Regions from separate parts of the Homo sapiens genome. Here region 1 is linked to region 2. The links are chromatin loops, found by intact Hi-C in ENCODE. Cell type or tissue: psoas muscle. All regions are shown on one strand. Each heading gives the region's core, and the rest is flanking DNA. Links, peaks and the distances in the headings are about the cores only.

Region 1 (2,923 bases), core at 148-2,647, 64 kb before region 2:
ACACATACACACACACACACACACACACACACACACACACACACACACACATATGCCATTCATTTCAATGGGAAGTTTTCGTATTCACAAGCCCTTAAATTTGCTCCTAATTTTACTGAATCATACCCCATTAAAGGACACAAAAGTATTCAGTGGTTAACATGTATTGTCAGAATAACCCAACAAGGTATTTTATCTTTATTATCCTTTAAGATATCTATTTAGGCTGGGTGCGGTGGCTCACACCTGTAATTCTAGCACTTTGGGAGGCCGAGCTAGACGGATTCTTTAAGCTCAGGAGTTCAAGACCAACCTGGGCAAGATGGGTGAAACTCCATCTTTACTAAAAATACAAAAAATTATCCGGGCGTGGTGGTGCGTGCCTGTAATCCCAGCTACTTGGTGGCAGTGGTGGTGGTGTGGGGGGCTGGGAGGGGGAAGGGGGCAGGGCTGAGGTGGGAGGATCACTTGAGCCCAGGAGACGGAGGTTGCAGTGAGATTGCGCGAGACCCTTGCATTTAGTGTGGTATTTTGAGGCATTAGATGTCTTACATTTAGGATTAAAGAAACAAATAAGATGCACAGTTATCTTCATGGAATTTAGCCTTTAGTTATTTTTAAAAACAATAAAATCAGTGGAAACTGTAAATGTCTAGAAATGTCATATTTGCTAAACAGGTTGACAGTTTAGAGGGTATGATGTAAGAGATTATCACTGCTGTAAACTGTTAAACCACAAGTACTTCAAGAGAAAACCCATGTGATACCTGCCAGTAATTCAACTGGGAAGATGACTGAATGGTGGCACTTTTGTCACAGTGCTGAGCTGTTCACAAGGAAAACAAAATTCTAATGATTTTTTTTTTTTTTTTTAGACAGGGTCTTGCTCTGTTGCCCAGGCTGGAGTGTAGTGGTGAAAAAAAACTACTGAAACCTCCGCCTCCTGGGCTCAAGCAATCCTCCCACCTCAGCCTCCCGAGTATCTGGGACTATAGGCGCATGCCACCATACGCAGCTCATTTTTGTATTTTTTTGTAGAGATAAGGTTCTGCCATGTTGCCCAGGCTGGTCTTAAACTCCTGGGATCAAGCAATGGGCCTACCTTGGCCTCCCAAGTGCTAGGATATGAGTGTAAGCCGCTGTGCCCAGCCCCAAATTATTATTTTTAAATGAGAGTACATGCCTTGTAAGACAATGTATAAATAGTAAAGAAATTGCTTGTGAAGTCAAATATTTGGACTGTGATTAGATCTCTGCGTATCATGGAGCTTGTAACAAAAAAACAGCAGTGCCCTGCCTGCTTTGCACCTCTAAGTTCCATACTCCTAATGCTGTTCAGTGTCCATACTTAGCTATTTCTTTTGCAAGAGAAGGATCCAGGAAACAGGAGAGCCAGTATTTCTAAATAACATGGTTATAAAGCTGTTTCTTTTCACTTTTAGATACTATCTATTTTCTTCGCTCTTGAAAGACTAGGATTTAATTCACACATTCGATTCCTTCTTACTCGTCTCCACTAGTCTACCAATGTAGTTATATCACAGCTTTGGCTGTTGTTAAGTATTTACATTATGATGTTAGCATTATTATTTACAGCAGGGCCATATATTGTACAATTATATTTGTTTTATATAATTTTTTTGTAGTGTTAAAAACAGTCCTCTTCCATTTTTTAAATTGAAGGATAAATATACATATACCCTGTATATATATACATATACATATATATGCATATAAACATATATACATATACACATATATGCATATAAACATATATACATATACACATATATGCATATAAACATATATACATATACACATATATGCATATAAACATACATACATATACACATATATGCATATAAACATATATACATATACACATATATGCATATAAACATATATACATATACACATATATGCATATAAACATATATACATATACATATATACATATATACACATATATACGTATATACATATATAGATATATACATATATACACATATATACATATATACACACATATATACATATACCCTTTTGACTTTCATTAGCATAATAGTGCATCCTTTAATTTATTTTACTGTTTTTAAATTTGTATTAATGGGGTACAAGTGAAATTTTGCTACATTGGTGTATCGCATGGTGGTGAAGTCAGGTATAATGCATCCTTTTAAATTGTTTTGCCTTGTGTATACCTTTTTTTTTTTTGGGACGGAGTCTCGCACTGTTGCCCGGCTGGAGTGGAATGGCGCAATCTCGGCTCCCTGCAACCTATGCCCCCCGAGTAGCTGGGATTACAGGTGCCCGCCACCAAGTCTGGCTAATTTTTTTGTATTTTTAGTAGAGATGGGGTTTCACTATGTTGGCCAGGCTGGTCTCGAACTCCTGACCTCAGGTAATCCACCCACCTCGGCCTCCCAAAGTGCTGGGATTACAGGTGTGAGCCACCGCGCCCGGCCTGCTTTCTGTATACTTATAATTTGTTCCTAAATTCTAAAACTTTTTTTTTTTTTTAAAGAAATCATTTGAAGCCCTTCATTCCCCTACTGCAGTTTAGCAGTTTAGCAGTTTAGTTTAGCTGCTTACTAGGTCTGCTATACAGCTGAGTTCTTGGGACTTCTCTTCACCAAATCCAGAGCATTTTTCTTTCTTTTCTCATGTTTTAGACCTTGTTTCCTCAATTGTCTTCCTTTTTCCTGGGGCACACTCTCTGGTAGCCTCCCAAGAAAGAGTACATGGGAGGTAACTTTTTTTTTTTTTTTAAAGCTTGCAGATCAGAAAATGTCTTATTCTGACACATATATTTAGTTTGACTGGGTATAGAAGTATAAATTGGAAGTTATTTTCCTGTAATTTTTTTTTTTTTTGAGATGGAGTCTCGCTCTGTCTCCCAGATTGTAGTGCAGTGGCACCATCT
Region 2 (2,923 bases), core at 201-2,700:
TCACTGTATTGTCCAGGCTGGTCTCAAACTCCTAGGCTCAAGCAGTCCACCTGCCTCGGCCTCCCAAAGTCCTGGGATCATAGGCATGAGCCACCACACCTAGTCGGAATAAGTTAGGGTCTTCTGTCTTGATACTTTAAAGAGTATCACTGTGTTTTCTGTATGAGCCTTACCTGAATATATCTGATAACCACTCCTCTATAACACATAGAGGCCTTTGCAAAAGGCCTCTAGGGAAGCAGTTCCTGTAGGAACTTGAGAGGACCTTGGCAGTTACTGATTCATCTGTTCACCTTTAAAATGAGGAAACTGAAGGGAAGTCACTCTGCTAAGATCACCTAGCCTCTCCTGACTCTGACCAATGCCCTCTTAAAATAGTAGGGATCTACGCTGGGCACCGTGGCTCACGCCTGTAATCCCAGCACTTTGGGAGGCTGAGGCGGGCAGATCACTTGAGGTCAGGAGTTCAAGACCAGCCCGGCCAACATGGTGAAACCCCATGTCTACTAAAAATAGAAAAATTAGCTGGGCGTGGTGGCACATGCCTGTAGTCCCAGCTACTCGGGAGGCTGAGGCAGGAGACTTGCTTGAAACCAGCAAGCGGAAGTTGCAGTGAGCCAAGGTCATGCCACTGCACTCCAGCCTGGGTGACAGAGCAAGACTCTGTAAATAAGTAAAGAAAGGATCTAGGAGTGAATGGGGGCTTCCTAAGAATCAGATGCTGGGCTTCTCTTACGTTCCCATTCAGTCTGCACAGTAACCCTAGCTGTCTGCTGCAGAGCAGTCTAAGGCCTAGTGAGGAGGTGACTGGCCCAAAGTCATAAAGCCAGCAAGTCTGACACATATCAAGTGTCCCATAAATATCACTTAGCTGCTGTTGATGTTAGCAGTAATGACATTGGGTAAAATGAAAATCTGCCTGTAGATAATATGTTCATCTGCATCAGTAGCATCAGTTGTGATACCCAGTCTGCTTTAGAAAGTTGAACCTTAGAAAAATTTAGATGGTTCTTCTTTTAAAAAACGGGGAATTCTTCAAAAAGAATCCCTCTTGGGCTTCAGCAGTGTCCCTCATGGAGTCTCAGCAGAAGAACCAAGTAAGCAGGGCCATTTGCGACTTGAAGAGCGGTCCCCATAATTTGCTGTCATACATCTGCCTGGGCACTTCCTGGGGGTCTGGTTGGTGGCAGGAGAAGGGCATAAGCAGGGAGGGATGGGTCATGTTACTGTATTGGCTGTGTCCGAATATTTTTACTTTATGTTAAAGTTGATGAGGCACAACTATTGCAGAGTCCATTTTTCCGAGTCTCTGCGCTCACCTGGCTCCTGGGATTGTGGAGGGAGTTTTGCAGCTTTCAGAGTCTGTGTTTTGGGCTCATGGCCCAGCCGAATGGCCATGCTACAAGTCTGTTCAGAGCAGGTTCGAGGGGCAGAAACGTGTTTCCTCACAAGCTGTGACTCAATCCTGTCTCCGGTGGCTGTGTCAGCCTCCATTGTGTTCCCTCCTCCAGGGGCTTCTGAGGAGAATGGCCTGCCTCACACGTCAGCCAGAACCCAGCTGCCCCAGTCAATGAAGATTATGCATGAGATCATGTACAAACTGGAAGTGCTCTATGTCCTCTGCGTGCTGCTGATGGGGCGTCAGCGAAACCAGGTGGGCCCCTCTCCAGCGTCTCAGGACACGGGGAGCAGGTGCTGCCCGGGTGCTCATGGTATGCCAGGTGCTCCACTGGGCCTTCTGTTAGAATGGCTCTCGCTTTAGCCTGGCAAAGCATAGGGGTATTTCTCCTTCTGTTCTACCTATAAGGAAACCAGGCTGATTCCAGAACCGGGAGTCTTTTCACTGTGCCTTGCTGTATGGAGCGTTTCTAGGCAGTCTTGGTTGGTGCTGAGGGCAGAAGCAGGCAGTTGCCTCTGTGAGGTGAAGACTAAAGAGTTGAAAGCTGGCAAGCCTGGCCCTGTGGACATGCTAGAGGAGTTGCCAACCTGATGTGGGCTCAGGGCAGTGGGACAGAGCCCAGAGCTGTGTCTGCTTAGGAAAACTGGGCAAGTACAGGGAGCTCCAGATGTGCAAGGTTCCCTGAGCCTTGAAGTAGTTCCAAGACGGAGGAGGAGGGGCCCATAACCTACAGTGGAGGAAAAAGGGCTTGGAACAGTGCGGCCCTCCTCAAGACTATTGAGAAGTAGCCTTTTCCTGCAGACCGCGCCCTTCTAGGGAGGAAACCAAGCATGGGGGCAGGAGAGGCTGGAGGCTCAGCAGTCCTTCCACATCTTTCTGAGTCAGACACTGGACTGTCACAAGTCTGGGCAACAGAGGTGCAGTTACCCCCATTTTACAAGTGAGGATGAAAACGTCCAGAAGAGAATGAAAGAGTGTACCAGGTGGGAGGGGGCAGTGCCCTGGGGAGGAGTGTGCATAGTTGCTGGAACAGTGAGGCAGCGCGGGACAGCCTGGAGCAAACAGCCAGGAGAGGAGGGCTGAGGGCTCACAGGGACCAGGTCATGTCAAGCTGTCACAGGCCATTTTAAAGACTTTGGTTTTTACTCTGAGTGAAGTGAGAAGTCATTCCTCTGACTGCTTTTGGAAAGACTGGAAACAGCAAGGAAGGGAATAGGGCGACCATTAGGGGCCCTCATAATAGGGCCAAGAGATGATAGCAGCTAGGACCAGCACATTGATGGTGGGACTGGTGGGAGGTGGTTGCATTCTGGATATGTTTTGAAAGATAGGATTTGCTGATGGTTTGGATGTGAACTTAAGAGTGAGGAGAGGAGTTAAGGGTGACTCCCAAGGTTTTTCGCCCAAGGAAGTAGGAGAATGGATTTGCCAGGTATTGAGGTGGTTAAGACTAGCAGGTAAGGGGTGGAGGAGCAGGCTTAGGGAGGAAGATGGGGAGTTGTGTTTTGTACAAGGTAGATTTGA

Evidence for each region. Hi-C counts contacts between places; a loop is a spot of excess contacts. Peaks named below come from ENCODE experiments on the same cell type or tissue, not always from the same donor. Only the 100,000 strongest peaks of a DNase experiment are listed, where the experiment ranks them.
Region 1: a loop joins it to region 2, with 2.1 times the contacts of the local background. A loop is called at or near these places in 14 of 110 quality-filtered maps.

Annotation. Positions count from the first base shown.
Region 1 is chr20:35,083,560-35,086,482 of GRCh38, reverse strand. The region is part of intron 1 of TRPC4AP (transient receptor potential cation channel subfamily C member 4 associated protein); the gene reads left to right. Among named protein-coding and RNA genes, the nearest start is that of TRPC4AP, 7.8 kb to the left of the region's middle. In psoas muscle, for the core only: no CTCF peak of the experiment used is centred there; no DNase peak of the experiment used is centred there.
Region 2 is chr20:35,019,921-35,022,843 of GRCh38, reverse strand. TRPC4AP (transient receptor potential cation channel subfamily C member 4 associated protein) reads left to right here. Exons shown (of 19, transcript NM_015638.3): 9 at 1,488-1,654. Among named protein-coding and RNA genes, the nearest start is that of MIR499B, 31 kb to the right of the region's middle. In psoas muscle, for the core only: no CTCF peak of the experiment used is centred there; DNase peaks (open chromatin) are centred at 553 and 1,503; H3K27ac peaks cover 2,500 bases.